Linked DNA regions of Homo sapiens: region 1 is linked to region 2. Evidence: chromatin contacts called from ENCODE Hi-C data. All regions are on one chromosome and are shown on one strand. The core of a region is the stretch at or near the end of the contact, and the rest is flanking DNA. Distances in the headings are between cores, read along the strand shown. Region 1 overlaps HDAC9 (histone deacetylase 9). Region 2 overlaps LINC02888 (long intergenic non-protein coding RNA 2888).

What was found. Hi-C counts contacts between places; a loop is a spot of excess contacts on that map. Pooled maps may share reads with other maps.
Region 1: a loop to region 2 is called in a pooled map, with 2.7 times the contacts of the local background. The contact joins two enhancer-like sites. A Hi-C loop is called at or near these places in 4 of 37 single-sample maps with no recorded cell type and 2 of 50 pooled maps.

What each region holds. Positions count from the first base shown.
Region 1 is chr7:18,533,049-18,538,430 of GRCh38, forward strand. All of the region lies in intron 2 of HDAC9 (histone deacetylase 9), which reads left to right. Among named protein-coding and RNA genes, the nearest start is that of HDAC9, 40 kb to the left of the region's middle. Within about 2 kb of position 3,208, at least 2 of the 41 ENCODE cell types and tissues checked have a DNase peak (open chromatin) inside an H3K27ac peak, as active enhancers do.
Region 2 is chr7:17,400,370-17,405,540 of GRCh38, forward strand. The region is part of intron 1 of LINC02888 (long intergenic non-protein coding RNA 2888); the gene reads left to right. Among named protein-coding and RNA genes, the nearest start is that of LINC02888, 28 kb to the left of the region's middle. RefSeq lists an enhancer at 5,046-5,171. Within about 2 kb of position 2,827, at least 2 of the 41 ENCODE cell types and tissues checked have a DNase peak (open chromatin) inside an H3K27ac peak, as active enhancers do.

The DNA.
Region 1 (5,382 bases), core at 1,958-4,457, 1.1 Mb after region 2:
ATATGACTAGTCAAATGTTTACTGCTGAACCAAGTCATGTATTATAACCATGTCAATTTTCAAGTTCAACTTAGGCTTTTTTCTGAAGTTCATTGCAAAATCGTACCCTCTATTTATCTGGTTTTGTATACTTGCATGTTTCTACCATGTGCTTAAAAATAAATATTTTCCACACCTGCAGCACTTCAACTCTATTTTCTCCGGGAGTTTCCAGCCTTCTTTCTCTATTGGGAACTAATTGCTTTAGGCTCCCCACTCATCCTTGGTCTGTTCCTTTGCTGTTCTTTTGCGTAATCCTCTCTTTCTTGGATTCTTGTAGCTTCTTTGTCGGTTTTATTTTTGTTTTAATTTTCAGAAGAATATTTTACAATAGCTTATATTTGTTGAATTTTTACATACCTGAAAATGTCATTTTTCTATCTTTTTCAATGATAGATTTGTATGACTGGGCATAGAACCCTTGTGGAAAATTATTGTGAGTTCTAGTCCCAATTTGACTCTCTTTCCTTTGCATTTGGCTTCCCCAACACATTTGGAAGCTTTTTAGAATCTTCTCTTTATCTCTGTGGTTCTAAAATTGTATAACAGTGTATCTTACCTTATTCATTTTCTCGGTTATTCTATGGCCTCTTTCACCTTGGAGGCTTATGTTTTCAGTATTTAGATACTCACTCGAATTATTTTCCTTTCTTTAATATAACTTCTTCTCCTTTGTGTTCTCTACTCTTATTTTTCTGCAGTTCTTACTAGTTCAGTGTTAGACCTTCTGATTAGAGTCTAATTGTATTTTCTTTCAGGTAGATTTAGTTCACTTTGTCTTCAAGAACATTTAGTGACATTTTAATTTAAGTTACTGAGTTTTTAATTTCAAAGAGTTTAAAATTTTTTTTTAAGTTTTTCATCAAAGTGCACCGTTCTTTATTTTAATGTAGTAGGTAACTTCCTCTATTCGATAGAGGCTATTAATTATAGTTAACCACATTTTAATTTTTCTGCGTGCACTTTATACTTTTTCTCTGCTCTCCTCCTTTCATGTTTGTTTTGATCTCTCCTGCGTGTTGGGAGCCTTCATATTTAAAATGAGCATTTGATCTTTGGAAGCTCATCATTTGTGTGGCAATTGTAGCATAGAGGGGTTCTGGTATAGACGGCATGGACATTTAGCAGCCCTTTCAGTGGGTACATGTGTGTTTGTGTGTATGTGGTTAGAAAGAATCCTTGCATGTGCAGGCGTGATGGCTCACAGCTGTAATGCTAGCACTTTGGGAGGCTGAGGCAGGAGGGCTGTTTGAGACCAGCCTGGACAACACGGTGTGACCCTGTTTCTACAAAACAACAACAACAACAAATTAGCCAGGCATGGCAGTGCATGCCTGTAGTTCCTGCTACTTTGGAGGCTGAGGCAGGAGGATTACTTGAGCCTTAGAGGTCAAGGCTGAAGTGAGCTATGATTGTGCCACTGCACTTCAGCTTGGGTAACAGAATAAGACCTTGTCTAAAAAAAAATTTAGAGAGAGAGAGAAAAAGAGAGAATCCTTGCGTACTAGTGTCTGCATTTCTCACCTTATGAGTCGTTAGGTGTCTCAAGGAAAGAATTTTCCCAGCTTCTACTTGAAGGCAACGTGCTTGTTTGCCAGAGCTGGGGAAGTAGATGGGTGAGTGTGCTTTGTGGAACTGCACTCGATCCACCACTGTGCAGCTCTTGTGTCCCACGTTTCTGCTAGAGCTGTGGCCTCACCTCAGTTTTGTTTGTCCAGGGAATAACTCTTTATTCTTCTAGTGAAAAGAAGGGTAGTAAATACAGAGAGTGGCAGGGACTTAGAGAGGAGGAGAAATGTCTTGGCTGTGAGGGTATGGGCATGGTGATTTAAGGATGCTACAATCAGACCTTAAACCAGTCCCTGCGCTTTTGACCTTGCGCTTGACCACTCGTCTTCCTCTGTGCCTTTCTGCAAGTTCTGAACCTCTTAGGGATTCTCTGGCATGAGGCTGCTTGTTGCTCACTCACTGCAGTTACTTCGGGTTGTGCTTTCTCCTTTCAGTGGGGCTGTTAATCACTATCCAACTCACTTTCCATCTTCAGCAATTCACTGAACTCTCCTGCTCATTCTTGTCATCTCTTCCCTCTTCTTTTTTTGCTGTAGGTTTATAGCATTTTAATTCTTTTACTGTCATTTTATGGCATTTCTGAAGGGAGTAGAAATAAATGCATTTGGTCAATCCATCATTTTTATTCAGAAGTCATACAATTTTTAAATCACCCCCAAATTGATATAATAAATATTATTGTTGATGTTCTTATTATTATTTATAATATGAAATATTTTAAGTTCATAATACTGGAGCCATTCTGAGAAAGTTCCTAAAATAGACTACTGCGGAAGCCCATTATTGCCATGGACCTGATATATTTACATCTATAATTTTAATGAGGATGTCATAAGATTAAAATTTGTGATGGACATTTGTGATCTCTCTCAATGATGATCTCTATTATATCTACATACATTCATTTCTTTATTAATAGCTCATCCATGCAGAACTCAATTATCCAACAATCTCATTTTATTGATAACAAATGCTAGAAAAAGAAAGTATCAGAAATGGCTTTGAAACAACGTTTGCATTGAATCTACAAACATTTTTCTGGGGATAGCCCATAAAGGCATTAAGCAAAAAAAAAAAAAAAAAAAAAAAAAAAAATTTACTTCTATTTCATAACCAAGTACAACAGCTTTTGAAATTTACATTTCAAATACACAGAACTTAGCAAACAAAACAGAAGAAAATAAGAGGGAGCCTGTGAACAGACAAGGAATGATCAATGAAACTCTACAATAAAGAGGAAGAGAGGGGAACCAGATGGTAGCCAAAGCAACTCACATTCCTATTAGGAGCTTGTAGGAGAAGCTGTAGATGCCCCACTCAAACCTCCCAGGGCTCTGTCATTTTTATGTTCCCCGGCCTGGCTCTTGTCTGCATAAACCTCTCTTTGCCTCAGAGCTTTCTTTTGTAGTTCAAGCCTACACTGCAACCCAGGTGCATGACAGGTTAAAAGTGCCAGAGAATTAATGCCACCAGGAAGCAGCCTGCAATGAATGACTGGCAGAATTGATGTGTAAATATCCCAGCTTCCTTGCCCCTTGGTTAAGTCTAAAGTATGTGTTGTGCACTGGTGACCAGAGGTCCCTGGAAGGATGAAGCTCCAGTTGTCACTGTGGTAATCTGCCTGCTTTCTTGGCTGCCTTCCTTTACTGTCTCATTTCTCTACTCTACTATAAGCATGATGTTTTCCCGAATCAGCTCCCACCTAAACCACAAATTTGAACTAAAATTTGTAACTTAATTTGGAAGAGCCCAAAATAAGAAAGAACTATTTAGATTTGGAGAACAATTACGTATTCCTCAACAGGACATTATTATATGTACAAAAAGTGAAATATTTAATTTTCAGGATGACCCACATTCAGTGAGGAAACATTCAGTTACATTCAATATATTCTATTTAAGAACATAAGGATCATGTATATGTTTAAGAAGACTTCTACTTAATCTAGCTAATACATTATGGTTCCAGTGTTTGACCTTTACTTATATGGAAATTTAAACCACCCTGAATGATTCATCTGATTAAAATTCTGGATATATAAGAGCTCTTGGGTTAAGGAAAACACGTGTGAATGTTAAGGTACTTTAAGGAAATAGGAGATTATTAACTAAATTGTATACAACAAAAATCCTCCATAAGCCTCTGTAAATTCAAGAGAATATACTAGGGAGGGTATTAAATAAGTTAGTTATAGTTACTACTCTTTTGGAAGATAGAATATTCTAAAATATTTAAAAAGTTAACACATTTATGAAATAAATGCTTGCATAAAATACTATGTGTATATCTGTGTGTGCTTTCTCCCAGCTTCCCCTGGAAATTAGTTTACTAGAATATCCTTATTGCTAACACATTTCCACGTTCTCCTGACTCTCTTGGGATCATCTGAACTATGGGGCTAACTTACTCTCACTCTACTACAAAAATTTAACTAACAGGAATAATCGTAAAGCAAACATTTTAAGTGTATCCTGAATAAAAAATTGTCTCCATGCTTCTCCATTCTGCTTTCTCATCTTCTAACAAAAACTACCAGAAGAGACTAAGGACTAAATTTTGGGACAGGTGAAGGAGAGAGTTGAATCTCTCTGCCAGGAGAATGGAAGAAACATATCTGTTATCGTTGTTGTTTCTAGAGGAATGGAACCAAACTAAGGGGTTTGGGATAGAGGAGAAAAGGTTTGGAAAAGGAATAAGAGAGAGGAGCCAATAGACTTGAAAAATAGCTTGTATCGAATTGCATTTTACAGTGATTGTGCTGCACTCATCTCCAATGCTACAATAAAATCAAATGCCCACAAAAAGACCACAAATTAATGAGTGATTTATTTTTAAATAAATAAAATAAATAGGGATCAAAAGCAGAAACTTTTTTTTTTTTCTAATTTCTGTCAACAACAGAATCAATGCCAGGACAGGGATAAAGGTGGAAAATGCAAAGCCAAAAACAATAATTTAGTGGAAACAGGAAGTTAAAGCCAGAAGTAACCTTAAGGTTCTAAGTCCTTGGAAATTCCCTTACATACAGAGAAAGCCATTGGATTTTTGTATATGGAGGGAATACTGGTTCATCCCAGTCTGACCCAAAAGTTATGCGGGAGAATAGTTAAGTTCCAGAGAGATGTAGCTAATGTCTGAGTATCTACTTAGTGGCCACAGACATTGAAAATCTTGAAAATGCCCAAATCTTGAACTTGAGCACTTCAGTTTTAGCCACAAGAGTGAAGAGGTAGACCAGCAGCTTTCCTAAGGCCTCAGTTGATGGGCCTTGCCTTCAGTCCTTCATAACCTCAGGCAGCATCATCCTCTGTGCCCAACGTGACCTCTGCTCTATTCTGTGCTTCACAAGCTTAATGGACTTACTTTGTAGTAGACCACTCATTCTTCTACAGTCTTGATTGTATGGAAAGAGGGAAACTACAGTAGTTTTTTTCTGTAACAATTGTCTGCTGTTATTTTCTGTACATTTCTCTGGCATTCACCCTGAATTCATTTTCTGGTCATGCATTAACTTACATTCTCCCGTGGGGTCTCACTTTCCATTTAGTCCTCCTGTTCCTAGACTTGATGATGTTTATCTGTGTTGTCTGGTATCCTACTAGTGACAGGTCCTGTTTATCAGTTTGCTAATTATCACACAGCTCAGCCACAGCCTTGTGAAATAAACATACTAGTTAAGTATGGTGGTATGTTAAGGAGTAAAAGTAAAGTCTGTGAGTTGCATACTTAGAAACCGTGACAGGAATTTATCGCTTCATTCTCATTGACATTTA
Region 2 (5,171 bases), core at 1,577-4,076:
AAACCTAAGTGTGAGTTTTATAACTCTAAATTCAAAATTGTCTCTATGGTTTCATTTTTAGGAGTTCTGCACATAAGCTGAGCAGATCCTTTGAGTCAAAGCCTAAAATCTTAGACTTAGAGGTCAGGCATCTTCCATTTGAACCCTGGCATAGGCACGTATTTGCTGTAGGACTGGCCAGACTGTCAAATCTGTGTCTCAGTGTCCTCAGTCTTTAAATGGGGATAAAAATAGCACCAGCCTCAGATTGTAGAAGGATTAATCAAATTACCTCATGCATAACACTTAGCACAATTCCTTCTACATTATAATCACTTAATAATAAATACGAGTATAATAACAACGAAAGTAACAAATTATGTTGAAATAAATTATTTAACTCAGTACAGGCAGGGCCTAAAATGTTGACGTGACTTTCAAGTGTCTTGAGTTCTTAAGGAGAATGTAATCCCACTGCGATGGGACTGAGCCATAAACAGGCAGAGCTTTTGCTACTCCTTTAGAGCCCACCTCAGTATCCTACAGCAATCGAAGAGACAGTACAATACCCACAAACAGCAACTGAAAGCAATTTAAATCTCTAATGAGGTGTCCTGAAAAATTCTAGAGGAACATTCTACTTCTGATGCAGAGAAATACTTCCTAAAATCTTCTTTCCCTGAGACTCCTATAATTGTCTCACCAGAAAAGGAGTTGCCTTCCCTTTGCTCAGTTTGACTCAAGCTCACTCTTAGTGCAGCCCACATTGGCTTCTGTCCTCTTTCTCTTTGCACAGAAGCAGCTCTTCTGTTTATTTACTGACCCTCTGCCCTTTCCAGTCCAAAGCAATCAAGTCACAGTGGACTAATTTGAAGTCTTTTTCTCCCTTTCATCTATTATGTAACATCTACACAACAAAATTTGAGAAACATAGAAATCAGAGCTTGAACCTGGATGCCTAAACCAACATCCATCTCAGCAGGTAGAGTAGATGGTGAGATTGTGATGACCATATGTTTTTTCCTGAAGCATACGTACTACTATTTAAAGCATGGGTCATTTTCTCCTAAGACAGAACTTAACAAAACATGAGCCTTTAAATAAAGTATCAATGTATGTATAAATGAAGTCATCTCACTAGCATCATTCAGTTTGAAGAATACATTCAATGATCCAGAGCCAATATTAAATCTATAATATGAAATGGGCAGAAAAAAAATAAGACTCCAAATTATCACCTTCCCAGAAACCAACCTCTCTCTCACCAACTGCTCAGAAAAGAAGAAAGCAAATATAAAAGAAATATGACCATTTTGTTATTTTGCTCTTACATGGAATTGAAATTAAGCTATATGGAAAATTCACTAAATTCTACCGATCTATCTTTTTAAAAGGGAAATGTTAAGCAGTTCTGAAAGAGTGCACCCAGCTTCCTTTCCAAAGGATACTGCTAATGGAGTTGAACACACCCTTCCTGTCACCCCAGGTGCTAAATATGTGGAAGTTGGGAATATCTAAATGCTTGGAGATCCTGAAGATACTCCCTGAGGTGGCTATAAAAAGACTACGCTTGGCTTCTGAGAATGTAGTGGCAGACACTTTCACTTTATTTTATTTTACTTTATTTTATCATGGGAGGAAGTTTTATTGAGTCACCATCCCCCTACACCTCAACTTCTCTTTTTTAAAAATATGTGTAAGTTTTTTCTACTTCTGTCTCTCAGGAACAGGTTTTTGGTGGTTCAGAAATTTCTCCCACTTTTACCTGACTGTGGGCAACCTCAGCAACAGAGGCTCCTGGAAATATCCTCCACCTATTTTTCTCAGATGTGAGAACGGTTGACTGGAGTTATGAGGGGGAAGTGGCTGGTGCAGAAAGTTGCCAAAAGGGTGATGGAAAGTTCTTTACTGATGAAAAAAGAAAAGAATAATAATTCATATTTATCTTTTGACCAAGACAAGATAGGAACAGAGGTGCCTTTGCTTGCTTTCACCTCAAGCAGGAAGTGAGAGTCCTATTAGCCTCTGGGTTCTGGGAAGTCAACGATTTGGGGTTATTTTTCTTCCCGCCCATTTCTTTACCTTACTCATAGGTTTAATATTGACCTCTGTCTTTATCACTGAATCTGTTTTTCAAATTGAGCAATTCTCAATTTGTCAGATGATTTATTTTTTACATATACATGAATGTTTTGTTGAAACAAGACTTTCAGCGGTATCAGTCATGGGGGAGCTTAGCTGTGAACCCGGAGGTGAGAGTAAAGTCTTAGAACAAAGAGGAATTCGAAATTACGGAACATTTTTAACTTCTTTACTCAGTGGTAAAGAATGGAACATCTTTTACGTCAAACTACTGAAGTTGTGGGCAAAATTACAAGCGATGATTATGCAGGATAGGTTAGTTTTTGGCCATTTTAGGCTTTTCTTGATTTTATGGAGTAGTCTGAAAGGAGTGAGCTGGTGAGAGAATTTACTAGGTGCTGAAGCAATGAGAACTGACAGCTGATATACAGGGGAAGAGCTCCGTTTCAGTCACATTGAATTTGAGGTGCCTTTAAGAGGAGGTAATCAGGAAGAATTTGCAACAGTTCTTTAAACCCCGGTGGATATCAGAGCTAATCATGTATCCGTGGGAGTTGTCAGGGTAAATCTGATGACTGATGCCAAGAACCTCACATAAGGAGGTCAGGTGGCATGAGAAGAGATGATGAGTGAGAACACAAGCTGAGAAAGAACAGTATTTAGAGGATGGACTGAAGGACAAGTGGGGGAGTTTGAAAATGCGGAGCTGTAGAGGTAAAGGACACTGAGTATATCTGCTCTGGTCCTTTGGGGACTTTCCACAGCACTAGCTTCACCTTGGTTGCTTGCCAACTGCTGAGACAGTAAGTCCAGATTTTAGTATTTGACCCACGCTGCCTTCTCCAGATCATGCTCCTTGATATTACCTCTGAATTTGCTGAAAGAAAAACATTTCCACTCAAATATCACTTGAACATGATTTATGAGTAAAATGAATAATATTTTACTATAAAACATACAGAGGTGAGTCTCATAACGATATTCAGGGTGGCCCCAAGCTATCTTCTTTTTTTTTATTTTTAAAGTTTTCAAAATATTTTCAGGCCAAGTGTGGTGGCTCATGCCTGTAATCCCAACACTTTGGGAGACTGAGGCAAGAAGATCACTTCAACTCAGGAATTTGAGACCAGTCTGGGCAACATAGCGAGACTTCATCTCCACTTAAAAAAAAAAAAAAAAAAAAAAAACTCAAATGTGGTGGCGCACGCCTTTGGTCCCAGCTACTTGGGAGCGCTGAGGTGGGAAATCTCTTGAGCCTGGGAAATAACGGCTACAGTGAGCTTTGATCGTGCCATTGCACTCTAGCCTGGGTGGCACAGTGAGACCCTGTTTCAAAAAAAGTGAATATATTTAAGGTATACAGCAGGATGTTTTAATATAGAGAGTTAAATGACTGCTATCGTTAGCTAATTAACATACCCATCTTCTCAGGTAGTTACCTTGTGTATGTGTGTGGTGAGAATACTTGAGATATACTCTCCTATCAAATTTCATGTATATAATATAGTATTACTAACTATGGTCACTATGCTATACATTAGATCTCTAGAATGTATTCACCCTACATACCTAAAATTTTATACACTTTGACCAGCACCTTCCCTTTCTTCTCTCCCAGCCCCTTCCCCTAATAACCACCATTCTACTCTCTGCTACTGTGAATTCAGCTGTTTGAGATTCCACATCTAAGCTATCTTCTTTATTAGCCATTGCTAAAGAGTCACTGATAAGCCTGCTTCCTGTCTGTTGGGTGCAACTAAAAAGCAGACCCTTGATCTGGCATTCTGGTGGTGAAGTGACTTATAGCTCTAGAACCTCCCAACCCAAGCCATCCTACGGCAGCTGTTCTGAAGTTGACTTTTATAGCTTCTACAGAACTGTAAGCTTGCCGTTGAAAGTGGCACCTAGCCATTTATTCGCCAGTAATTATAAGCAAATGAATCAAATTTGAAGCAGGAGTGTAATAAAATCAGTAATGGATAGGATTTTAAGCAACAGGCAAACTTCTAAGAGGGGCTGGCACCCCTTTTTAAAAATAGATTAATGTCATCTGCAAACAGAGACAATTTGACTTCCTCTCTTCCTACTTGAATACCCTTTATTTCTTTCCCTTGGCTGATTGCCCCGGCCAGAACTTCCAATACTATGTTGACTAGGAGTGGTGAGAGAGGGCATCCTTTTCTTGTGCCAGTTTTCAAAGGGAATGCTTCCAGTTTTTGCCCATTCAGTATGATACTGGCTGCGGGTTTGTCATAAACAGCTCTTATTTTGAGATATGTTCTATCAATACCTAGTTTATTGAGAGTTTTTACCATGAAGGGGTGTTGAATTTTATTGAAGGCCTTTTCTGCATCTATTGGGATAATCATGTGGCTTTTGTCATTGGTTCTGTTTATGTGATGGATTACGTTTATTGATGTGCATATGTTGAGCCAGCCTTGCATCCCAGGGATGAAGCTGACTTGATTGTGGTGGATACGCTTTTTGGTGTGCTGCTGGATTCATGTCCTTTGCAAGGACACGGATGAAGCTGGAAACCATCGTTCTCAGCAAACTAAAACAAGAACAGAAAACTAAACACCGCATGTTCTCACTTATAAGTGGGAGCTGAACAATGAGAATACATGGACACAGGGAGGGGAACATCACACACCGGGGCCTGTCGGGGGCTGGGGGCTAGGGGAGGGATAGCATTAGAGAAATACCTAATGTAGATGACATAGGTATTAGGGTAGATGGGTGCAGCAAATCACCATGGCACGTGTATACCTATGTATACCTATGTAACCTGCACATTCTGCACATGTACCCCAGAACTTAAAGTATAATTTAAAAAAAGGTAGTAAGATGATAGATTTAAACCCAAATATATTTGTAATTACATGAAATGTCAGCAAAGTAAGTACTCTAATTAAAAGCTAAAGATCGCCAGATTGGAAAAAAAAAAAATATGCTACTTTCAAGAGATTTTCCTTATATAGAAGAATATAGAAAAGTAAAAGAATGGAAAATGTATAACATGCAACCAATATGAAACAAAATAGAATTTAAGGCAAGGAATATTATTCAAGATAAAAAGGGAAGGCTGGGTGAAGTGGCTCACACCTATA